2 separate regions of the Homo sapiens genome follow, and region 1 is linked to region 2. Evidence: chromatin contacts called from ENCODE Hi-C or POLR2A ChIA-PET data. All regions are on one chromosome and are shown on one strand. Each heading gives the region's core, a stretch centred on a gene start or an enhancer-like site at or near the end of the contact. The rest is flanking DNA. Distances are from core to core; before and after follow the strand shown. Region 1 has its middle 42 kb from the start of TP53BP2. Region 2 holds the start of CAPN2 (calpain 2).

Region 1 (5,752 bases), core at 960-3,459, 180 kb before region 2:
CATATCAAAGCTTGCCAGTGGCTCTTAGAGCTGGCGCTCTCCTGTTAGACAAGAAAGGTTTCTGGATCTGCTTTAAAAGAAACAAAAACTTCCCAAGGACCTCTTTTCCTCTCTATCTGCCTAAAATAATTTCTTAATAACTCCTATAACAATAAGGGGGTGGTCCATTCCCACATGTAAATTGAGGCTTTTCCCAGAAATAGGGTGAATAGATGCTGAGTTACCCCAGTCAGCAAATGTCCATTTATCTCATTTGTGAACTCTGGACTCTGCACAGAGACTGTGGTGACACAGGCTGTCCTGTGACCCTGTGGCTGGGTCAGCTCCTGTGTCTGCGACAGGATGCCCTGAGTCCCCATGGATTCCTCAACCCCACACCCTGTCCTACTCTTAGCCAAGTCAGCCATGCCCCTCTGAGGGCTACGCTGCTTCAATAGGCCTGGCTTCCTAAGTACCTTTCATTATCACCCAGGCTCATACCCAGAAGCAAAGCAGAAATTTCTTTTGAGATCCAGGGTGGGAAATGGTCAGTTGAATTGAGTTGCAACCGAAGGTGAGGAAACGTCTTTTATGAAAACCCATTTCCCTCTGTCAGAGGTGATTTCAGTCACATTTTCCAAGCTCAGGATAATTTACCCCCTACCAGGGTGCACTGCAGAAGGCCTGGCTGGAAGGCCCCGAGCACAGGAGTTGATTGCTAGCTGCTAAGAGGCTGCGCTTTGTTCCCGAAGGAGAAAGCTGCAGGTTAAGAGAACATTCCCCACCTTGCCAGGGGTGACCAAGCAGGGGACTGCTTGAGGGCTGACACTGGAGTTAGAGATAATGAAAGGAGAGGAGCAAGAAGAAGCCAGGGCCTGGCTCGGCATCTCACCGCATTGGTGGGGAGAGGAGCTGTTCACCTTCTTGCACCTGTTGCTGGGCTGAGACAGATTTTCAGAGAGCAATGCCTCCTGGACAGAGGCTCTTCCCCACAAGGCAAATGTAATTAGTTGAGAGAAAAACAAAGCTCTGAAACCCTAATTAGGTGCAAAGCCCTCAGGCTTTATACATGTAAACAGCTAAGGAACAGAGGATAAGATTCTCCAGTCGGCACTCCCTTGCCAGTCCTGGGTGAGCTAATGGTGAAGTGAGAGCTGTGCCACAGATCCCATGGTTGGCTTTTTGTTGTTGTTATTTCAGACGGAGTCTCACTCGCCACCCAGGCTGGAGTGCAGTGGTGCAATCTTGGCTCACCACAATCTCCGCCTCCTGGGTTCAAGTGATTCTCCTGCCTCAGCCTCCCGAGTAGCTGGGACTACCAGCGCCCGCCACCATGCCTGGCTAATATTTTGTGTTTTTAATAGAGACGGGGTTTCACCATGTTGACCAGGCTGGTCTTGAACTCCTGACCTCAGGTGACCTGCTCACCTCAGCCGCCCAAAGTGCTGGGATTACAGGTGTGAGCCACTGCACCTGGCCCCGTGGTTGGCTTTTACTCCTTCCATTCTGCCACCCTGAAGCTGATCCTCTGGAATTTGCTTGTTTTTGGTGTGTCCAGAAATGAAGGTCTATCAGTTCTTGAAATTGGGTTGTTTTAAGTAACTGATGTGCCGGGATGACAGTGAAGAAGAGATCTCAACTGTGGTTGAGATCCTGAGTGCTCAAGTTTGGGTCCTGATGCAGAGATGTGTAAAACTGGTAAAGCAGGAGGAAGAGTGAAAATGTGTGTGTGTATTTGTATGTGTTATGGACTACATTCATTGTGGGTGGAAGGAAAAAAAATCAGATATTTTCATGGGCAACCAAATACTGAAAAATTACTTCCAAGCAAGGTCTTTGCAAATGGTATCATTACGACACAGGTGTGACTTCTAAGCATTCTGATGTGGAAAGGGGTTCTTTGGAGGGGTGGGCTTGTTACTAATGGCAATCTAATGGGTCACACACAGGGCCCCAAATACCTCTGAAGGGCTTGGCTCAACCCTTGGATTTTTTTAGGTTCTGAGCCTGGATTTCATGAAGGAAACTTCATCCACCCTGCTGTGTGCTGAGCTGACTGTAGACATGTTCATCAGAATTCCAGCAGAATGATTTGCAACAGGGATTTCCCCTTACAGTGACAGATTGCCTGGGTCACCAATCTGTGCCCTTAGGAGGAACATTGCCATCATTTCTAGTGGACGGGCTCTCGGGTGACGCATCATTAATCAGAGGGCTCTTTGCTAAGCATGAAACCGGAAAGGAAAGCACCATGGCTGTAGGGTATACGTCACCTGCGTTCCCGTAAAGCCTGATGGAAAATCTCTTCTCAGCAGAGAATACTTCTCCAGTGACGGGGCTGTGTGTTCAGTGACCCCAGATGCAGAGTCTCGGACGGGGCTAGATGCTTTCGACAACTTTTGTCTCCTTGTATCTATTTTTTCTTCCTAGCTCAGTTCCTCTCAGACACATTCTTTTTTTAGATGGCTTTAGTGCCGTTGATTAATGCTACAGTCAAGGGCTATTTCTGTTGGCCTGGCAGATGATACAGAGTCAAATGTTGCAGAATTTGAGGGGTGGATTACTGTCTCAGCTAATACTGTTGATTAAATCAGGAGCTTGGGAAGGATTTCAGCTTCCCTGAATTTTTTTCCAAGTTGACTAGTCTGTTATTTATGTTGGGAAAGCAACATGATCCCCTTTTCTAGAAGCCCTGATTACTGTCTTTTCTGCAGCCACAGTGAAGAAGGGCAAGTCATTCTACAGAAACATTCTAGAGAATACACAAACTCCTGCAACACACCTTGTATTCCCCTCATTTAAATTCCTGAGCTCAAATGATTCTCCCGCCTGGGCCTCCCAAAGTGCTGGGATTACAGGTGTGAGCCATCATGCCCGGCGTTGTCTGATTTCCAGTTGCTTCATTCACAAAAGTAGTAGGTAGCTTTGCTACAAAGAGTGGGCCAGGTCATTACCCTTGACCATTGCTTCCATTATGAATCTTTAGCTCACATTTCTCTGGTCTCACTCAGGGACTCTTCACTAATGCCTAATCTCTGACGCTACTTCCAGCATTATATACACCACGTTGCAGGAGTGTGTGTGTGTGTGTGTGTGTGTGTGTGTGTGAATATGTTTCCCTAAGAACATCTTAGAAAATCACATGGTAGGCCGGGCACGGTGGCTCACACTTGTAATCCCAGTACTTTGGGAGGCCAAGGTGGGAGGATAATTTGAGCTCAGGAGTTTGAGACCAGCCTTGGCAACATGGTGAAACCGTCTCTACTAAAAATACAAAAATTACCTGGGCATGGTGGTGCGCACCTGTAGTCCCAGCTACTCAGAAGGCTGAGGCCGGAGAATTGCTTGAACCAGGGCAGGGGGAGGTTACAGAGAGCCGAAATGGTGCCACTGCCCTCCAGCCCAGATGAGAGAGCGAGGCTCCGCCTCAAAAAAAAAAAAAGACAATCACATGGTGGAGATCCCCTTTTAGTCCCACTGCAACCCCCTCACAGAGTGAGCCTGCAATGTGTGGACACTGAGGCAGAAGGTCTTTCAAGTGGAAATCCCAGAGGATGGAAGTAGGTACAACTGAGGGTGAATGAATGCCCTCAGGGTTGCTGGCAGGCTGATACATGGATGAGGACCAGCTAGGATGAGTCATCTCAGGAAACAGAGTAAACAGGTGGAGATGGGAGGTAATGTCACACTGTGTGCACTTGTTTTAGAGTTAACGTGTTTATTGATCTGCAATGATTTAAGCAAACCATTTGACTCTGTTCTAGAAAACAAACATGGAAAACCCCATGTAATCACGAGGCTGAGGTAAGAGATTAAGGGCCGTTGACCCAAAGGAAACAGTGCTGACCTGTCTCCTCGGTGGCATATCACTCTTCAGCCACCAAGCCCCCAGGTAGGTCAGGCTTATGTAGTAAAAAGGGTGGGATTTGGAATGAAACTGACCTGGGTTTTAATTACAGCCTCCTCCACTAACTTGGCTCAGGTTACTTTACCTTTTTGACTGTTGTTTATTTCTCTGTAAAGTGGAGATATAATAAATATTTCACAGAGTTGTGAGAAGTTAGTAAAATGATATCATAGATATGCTCTATAAATTGCAAGCACTCAATAAATGAAGGCTTCATTATCTAGGAGACTGAAAAATGCCCAATTGGAGCTCTGTCTAAAGAGCTTCTTCCTCTTCTTCTCTATACTTTGAAATGCAATCCATCCCTCAAGGGACAGTTCAAATGTAACCTGTACTCATTTCTATTGCTGTGTAACAAATTACCATAAATGTAGCAGCTGCGGTGGTTTGAATCTTTGTCCCCTCCAAAATGCCTGTTGAAATTTAACGGCCATTGTAATGGTATTGGGAGGTAAGGCCTTAAAAGGTGATTAGGCCACGAGGGTTTCACACATATGGGTGGGTTTAATGTCTTAATAAAAGGGTTTTCAGGAGTGGGCTCGCTCTCCTGGCCTTTCCACTTTCCGCCATGTGATCCAGCCTTCCTCCCCTCCAGAGAACACAGCAGGAAAAACACCATCTTGGAAGAAGAGAATGGCCTCACCAGATGCCAAGCCTGCTGGCGCCTTGACCTTAGGCTCCCCAGCCTCCAGGACTGTAAGCCAAAAAGCTTCTGTTCATTATAAAATGCCCAGTATCAGGTATTCTGTTTATTGCAGCACAAGTGGACTAGGACAGTGGCTTAAACCAACAGCCATTTATTACCTTTTAGTTCCAGAGGTCAGAAGTCATAGTAGGCTCAACTGGGTTCTCTGCTCAGGGTCTCACGAGGTAGAAATCAAGGTGTCAGTTGGGTTGTGCTATTACCTGGAGACTCTGGGCAAGAATCTGCTTCCAAGCTCCTCCAGGTTGTTGGCCAGATTCAGTAGAAATGAGGTCCCTGTCTCCTTGCCCGCTGTTGGGCAGGAGTTGCTCCAGGTCTTTCCAGGGACCTTTTCCATCTCAGCAACAGAGGACCTTCCTCAAGTCAAATCCCCCCTCACACTGAATTTCCTTGACTTCTTCTACCACCAGCTGAAGAAAACTCTGCTTTTAAAATGAGTCATGTGATTAGATTGGGCCCACCTGGACAAGCCCTCACTTTGCCATGTAAGACATTATCCTGGGAGTGATATCTCTTCATATCCACAGAGTCTGTCCGTACTCAAACGGGAAGAGATTATACGAGGGTGAGGGGACATTGGCGGGGCGGAGGGAGCGGGGAGGTCATTCTTAGAATTCTGCCTACCATACCACTTCTTCCAGAAAGCCCTTTTCTGACCCCTTCTTTTCTTTTTGAGACAGTCTCGCTCTGTCGCCCAGGCTAGAGTGCAGTGGCACCATCTCCACTCAGTGCAAGCTCTGTCTCCCGGGTTCACGCCATTCTCCTGCCTCAGCCTTCGGAGTAGCTGGGACTACAGGCGCCCGAAACCACGCCCAGCTAATTTTTTTTTTTTTTTTTTTTTTTTTTTTTTTTTGAGACGGAGTCTGGCTCTGTCGCCCAGGCTGGAGTGCAGTGGCGCCATCTCGGCTCACTGCAAGCTCCGCCTCCTGGGTTCACGCCATTCTCCTGCCTCAGCCTCCCGAGTAGCTGGGACTACAGGCGCCCGCCATCACGTCTGGCTAATTTTTTTGTACTTTTAGTAGAGACGGGGTTTCACCGTGTTAGCCAGGATGGTCTCGATCTCCTGACCTAGTGATCCACCCGCCTCGGCCTCCCAAAGTGCTGGGATTACAGGCTTGAGCCACCGCGCCCGGCCACGCCCAGCTAATTTTTTCTATTTTTAG
Region 2 (5,676 bases), core at 2,161-4,660:
AGGATTGTTCTGAGTGTTAAATGAGATAATGATGTAAACATGCCCTGGCAAGCACTCCATAAATGTGATCTATTATTATTACTGTTGAAGAAGTTGATGATAACAGTCACTGAACTTGGAGACAGGACATATGGGTTTGAGGCTGAGTTCGGCCAGCTGAAGATAAGCAAGTGAGAAACCTCTCAGAGGTTTGATTTTCTTGGGGGAAACATAGGGGCTCACAACATCTGCCCTTGCTCCTAACAGACTGGTTGCTGGAAGGATCTGATGTGCCACCCGGATCACACCTGCTTTCTCCTCACTGTACCCCTGCATGGCCCTTGGACCCCACTGGACTTACTGCTTTAATCCCCGCTCCAGGCACTGGAGCCACTCTTGCCAGTGTTGTGAAATCCTCTCTCCGAGGAAGAGCAGCTCCTCCTGCTGCAAGGCTAACCTGCTCCCCTCCCCTGCCCACAACCCGTATTCTCACTTCCTCAGGGATCCTGTTTCACTGCCCCCTCCCTGCCTTTATCTTTAATCCCTTCTTCCTGGTGATTCAACATATGACACATTCAAGTTGTTCTCATATGAAAAAAACACAGGCTCTCAAAGTCCAGGTCCTACTCTACCTATCAGTTCTCCTCTCTTCCCGGGGGTCCTTCTTAAATAAGTTGATCATGTTCTTAATTTCCAGTTCCTTTACTCTGGAGTCTACAACAATCTGGCTTCTACTCTCACCTTTCCATTGAAATTGCTCTGCTAAACTCACCAATGACTTGCTAGTGTTCAAATCCAGCGGAAACAACTGTGCTCCCCTTGCCTGACCTCAGCAGCATTTGAGAAGGTAGGAAGGAGGCAGAGAGCGCAGCCATAAGGGGTAGGCTCAACATGCACAGACTACACACAGTCCTGGATCTATGCCCTATATCCACTTGACTCTGAGCAAGTATTTAACCTTCCCAAGCCTCAATTTCTTCAACTGGCAAATGGGGATCGTAAAAGTCACACTCTTCCTTAGTTGTGCAGTGCACAGCCCGCCTGCCCTAAGCAGTGGCGCTAGATCATCTCTAGACCTCTACATCCTCATCTGGAAGTCCCACAGGCATTTCCAACTGTTGGGGGACCTGTCTCTGTCCCCTCACTAGCCTCAGAAGTAAGTCTTCAGAAGCAGAAACCATATGCATTGTGCCCAGCATATAGTAGGTATTCGAGAAATGCTTACTGAATGAATGAAAGAATAAGTGAATGAGTATGTGAACTCACTATGTAAACTGTAAAGTGCCATGCAAATGTAAAGTGAACACATTCTCTTGGTTTGTGTTTCACTTTTTTTTTTTTTTTTTTTACTTTTTTATAGAGACAAGTCTTACTGTGTTGCCCAGGCTGGTCTTGAACTCCTGGCTCAAGCGATCCTCCCACCTTGGCCTCCCATAGTGCTGGGATTACAGGTGTGAGGCACTGAGTCAGGTCAGCGTATCACTTTCACAACCATAATTTCATTTGAGGCACATTACAATCCTGCATCCATATTCTACAAACAGTCACTTCTTTTGTGTTCACTGGTGTATCTCCTGAGCTCTCAGGACAGTGCCTGGCATGTAACAGGTGCTCAATCAGTGTTGTCAAATGAGTGAGTAAATGAATGAATGAATGAATGAATGAATACTGTGAAAGGCATGGTTATGTGTCAGGCACTGGGGATATACTGGTAAATAATATACACATGATTCCTGCAGTTCAGTAGGAAGAACAAATACATGTGATTATATTCTAAACTGTGACAATGCTATGAAGGAAATGAGTGGGGTGACAGAGAAAAACAAGGTGGGGAGGTGGCTGCTAAGAAGGGTCAGAAAAGACCTCTTTAGGAAGGGAACATGTGACTAAGTTGGGAAGAATGAGAGTGAGCCACACTCCAGGTAACAGCGTGCCTTGCTGGTGAGAAGGCCTCATGCAGGAAAGAACCGGCTCTTTGAGAGACTGAAAGGAGGCCATGACGGCAGGGCCTAGTGGGCCACAAAAGAGAGAAAATATTTAGGCAGCATGTTTTCTTTTAGATGAAGACATGGAGGCACAGAGAGGTTAAATGGCTCGTTCAAGGTCACCAGCAGGTTAGCAAGAAGAAGAACCCAAGTGCTCTGAGTCTGGGCTAGGGCGCTTCCTGCAGCCCTTGCTACCTATGGGCTGGATTTAGGGTAACAGAAGGTGACCTGGGAGGCTGCTGGGTGTGGAAGCAGAGCTGGAAGCCTTGTTCTCACAACAGGAATCTAGAAGTTGGACTTCAGGGCAGGCTTTCCTAGGCGTGGTAGGGGAAGCCTGGGGAAGTGTCCCAAAGGAGGAGGAGCCTCAGGGGTTCCCCAAGAAACAGAATGGACAAGTAGATTGGGGAGCACAAGTTGTCCCAGGGCCGGGAGGTCAGAGACCCTGGGGGACGGGATAAGGGGGTCTGGAGGGCTCCCGGAGGTTTCCCGGGTGATTCCCGCCAGGGAAACCATGAGACACCTCCGTGTCCTGGGTTAATTACCAGTGTCAATGTTATGAGGAGGTATCGCTGGCTCCCCTTTGGAAAAATAAATCTAACCCCAGGGCTGCAGGAGACTATCCTTAGTCACAAAATGACCAGGCTATGGCCTGTCCCCCTCCATGAACAGACAGAACCCCAGTTGGAGACGGACTTTGTCTGGTAGATGCTGCCTCTCACCGTCCCTTCCCTGCAGACCCGATTCCCCTTCCCTTCCAGCTCCCCGCTAGAGTCCAATCAAAGTTTCACCCCGGCCTCCTGCATCACCCTGAGTTTTTGTGAAGTCCTAAAGTGGCCTGCTAGTGGGATCTGAGGGCAGTGATTCGCCTCGACCCGCCCAGGAAAGCGTGGTGGGTGGAAGAGAGGGAAGGCCCCGGGAGTCCCCCCACGCTCGAACAGAGTCCCGGGCTCTGGCGGCGCGGAGGTGTCGCAGGACTGCGAGGTCCTGGCTTGCGGCTTCCCCACTGCAGCACCCGGGCTGCCCCCCGCCCCAGCGCGCCGCGGGCCGGCCTGCACCCCGCCCTGCCCGGCACCCCGCCCTGCCCGCGTCCTGCCGCGCGCTTCCTACCGTGGGGCGCTTCCACTCGATGCCCCGGGTTTTGCTGGAGTAGGGCCCCAACTCCTTGAAGCCCAGGGCCGAGGGGATGGCCGGGAAGGACGGGTCCTGGAAGAGCGTCCCGGCCTCCAGGCACTCGTTCCGCAGCGCCTCGTAGTCCTGGTTGAGGTACTTGATGGCCCTGTCGTGGGAGCCCAGCCCCTCGGCCGCCTCCCGGTCCTTCGCCAGCTTGGCCGCGATGCCCGCCATGCTGCGGTCCCGGCGGCCGTACTGCGCAGAGAAAGGTCGGGGCGACTCCGCGCTGCGCTCGGCTGGGGCGCGGCCAGGGCCCGGCGCGCTGCTGCGGCCACTGCGGGCGCCGCCGCTGCGAGCGATGATTCACCGGAGGGAAGCGGCCCGGCCCGCGGGGTGTGGCCTCAGCCGCTCCCGGCCTGCTGGGCTCCCGGCCCGGGACCAGGCCATCCTGCGGCCTGCCGAGCGCCGGGAACGCCGCGACCCGGGGCCGGTGCTGCCATCTGCGGACAGCTCCCGGGATGGCGCGGCCCGGCGCCGGGGAGGCTCGCGAATCGCGGTCCAGAGTTGGGGCTCCCACCGGAACCCGAGGCCACCTTTGCAGCCCATAGGGAAGAAGGCTAGGATAGTTGTGGCCGTCCGGAAAACACCCGGGGAGTTAGCAGAGGGTCAGGTAGTGAAGTCGAGGAAACTAAACCAGCTGCCCTGAACTTTGTGCCAAACAGCGTCTTAACGGCTCTGCATACATCATCTCATTTAATCCTCCCAGCGACTCTGAAGAAGGCGCTGATATTGTCCCCATTTTACAGATGAGAAAACTGAGCCTCGGAGACGCTAAATGACGTCCCCAATGTGGCACAACAGTCACAGGCAGAACAGGGACTCTAAGCCACCGGAGGCCTATTGCAATCACAATGCTGCAATTACTACTGCTCAGCTGTTTATTTGATTATAGATAGGGTTGTCAGATTTGGCCAATAAGGCTGGGTGCGGTAGTTCACACCTGTAATCCCAACACTTTGGGAGGCCGGAGGCAGGCGGATCACCTGGGGTCAGGAGTTCGAGACCAGCCTGGTCAACATGGTGAAATTCCGTCTCTACTAAAAATACGTCGTGGCAGGCACCTGTGATCTCAGTTACTCGGGAGGCTGAGACAGGAGAAACGCTTGAACCCAGGAGGGAGAAGTTGCAGTGAGACGAGATCGCGCCACTGCGCTCCAGCCTGGGTGACAAAGCGAAACTCCATATCAAAAATAAAATAAAATAAAATGATTTGGCCAATAAAACAACAACCCTCCCAAATGTTTAATTTGAATTTCAGATAAACAACAGATACTTTTAAAGTATATGTAGGGCCCAAATATTGCATGGGCATACATACTTATTCTAAAAGAAAATATGATTCATTGTTTACCTGAAACTCATATTTAACTGGCAGGATTAGTTGGGTTACTATAGGGAGAGAGCATTTAGAATACTGCCTGTGTTGGCTACTGTGACCACTCTGTTGTGGAGCTAGGGTGTGATTCTCATCTCACACACAGAGACATGGGTGCGTGCCAAGAAATGCAGATGGGCAGAAATTACCTCCTCTTCTTCTCTACAGTAGTAGGGAAGAATTTGGGTTTCACTGGAAAACTGTGCATGGTCTACAGCAGTGGTTCTCAACTGGGGGCAGTTTTGTCCCCTACCCACCCCAGGAGACATTTGGGAATGTCTGGAGATAGTTTTTATGGTCACAGCTAGGAGATGAGGTGCTACTGGCCTTTACTAAGTAGAAGCCAGGGATGCCGCTGAACATCTTCCAATGTCCAAGATAGCTCTTGTGAACCCAGAAAATCTGAAACAGGTCTCATTTAATTTAGAAAGTTTCTTTTGCCATGGTTGAAGATGCACACCTGTGACACAGGAAGTCCTGAGGACATGTGCCCGAGGTGGTTGGGGTGCAGCTTGGTTTTATACATGTTAGGGAGGCAAGAGCCATCAGTCAAGTACATTTAAGAAATACATTGGTTTGGTTCAGAAAGGCGGGACAACTCAAAGTGGCGGGGGGTGGTGGGTGGGTAGTGGGGGTGGCTTCCAGGATATAGGTAAATATTTAAACATTTTCTGGTTGACAATTGGTTGAGTTTGTCTAAAGGCCCAGGATCAATAGAAAGGAATGTTTGGGTTGCGATAAGAGGTTGTGGAGACAAAAGTTTTATCACATAGATGAAGCTTTTAGCTAGCAGGCTTCAGAGTGAACAGGCAGTAAAATGTTTCTTATCAGACCTAAACTCTGGTTGATGTTCACGCTGGAGAGGTATAATGAAGCATGTCCGACCTTGCCTTTCCTTCATGGCCTGAAAATTTCAGGTTAAAATTTTAAGAGCCTCGGCTAAGGAGGAACCATCCATTTAGATGGTTGGCGGGGGTAGGGGAGGGGGAGGCTTAGAATTTTATTTTTGGTTTACATTCTCCACCCAAAACATGATCTAGTCCAAGACATCAGTCATGTAGAGGCTGAGAAACCCTGGTTTAGAGCATCTCCTTCCAGAAGATCTGGGTCTAGCCTTTCATTGTTTTTGTTGTTGTTGTTGTTGTTTTTGTTTTTCTTGAGATGTAG

What was found. Hi-C counts contacts between places; a loop is a spot of excess contacts on that map. ChIA-PET counts read pairs that join two places held with the same protein, here RNA polymerase II (POLR2A). Pooled maps may share reads with other maps.
Region 1: a loop to region 2 is called in a pooled map, with 1.8 times the contacts of the local background. The contact joins the enhancer-like site here to the promoter of CAPN2 in region 2. A Hi-C loop is called at or near these places in 1 of 168 maps with a recorded cell type or tissue (aorta) and 7 of 50 pooled maps. POLR2A ChIA-PET finds 5 or more read pairs at or near these places in 4 of 52 experiments (A549, AG04449, AG04450 and 1 more).

The regions. Positions count from the first base shown.
Region 1 is chr1:223,884,693-223,890,444 of GRCh38, reverse strand. No RefSeq gene overlaps it. Among named protein-coding and RNA genes, the nearest start is that of TP53BP2, 42 kb to the right of the region's middle. RefSeq lists an enhancer at 1,382-2,581. Within about 2 kb of position 2,209, at least 14 of the 41 ENCODE cell types and tissues checked have a DNase peak (open chromatin) inside an H3K27ac peak, as active enhancers do; they include PC-9, where a contact is called at or near this core.
Region 2 is chr1:223,710,273-223,715,948 of GRCh38, reverse strand. It overlaps CAPN2 (calpain 2), which reads right to left and starts at 3,410. Exons shown (of 21, transcript NM_001748.5): 1 at 3,072-3,410. The coding sequence starts at 3,308. RefSeq lists silencers at 2,944-3,063, 3,274-3,663 and enhancers at 2,773-3,724, 3,764-3,813.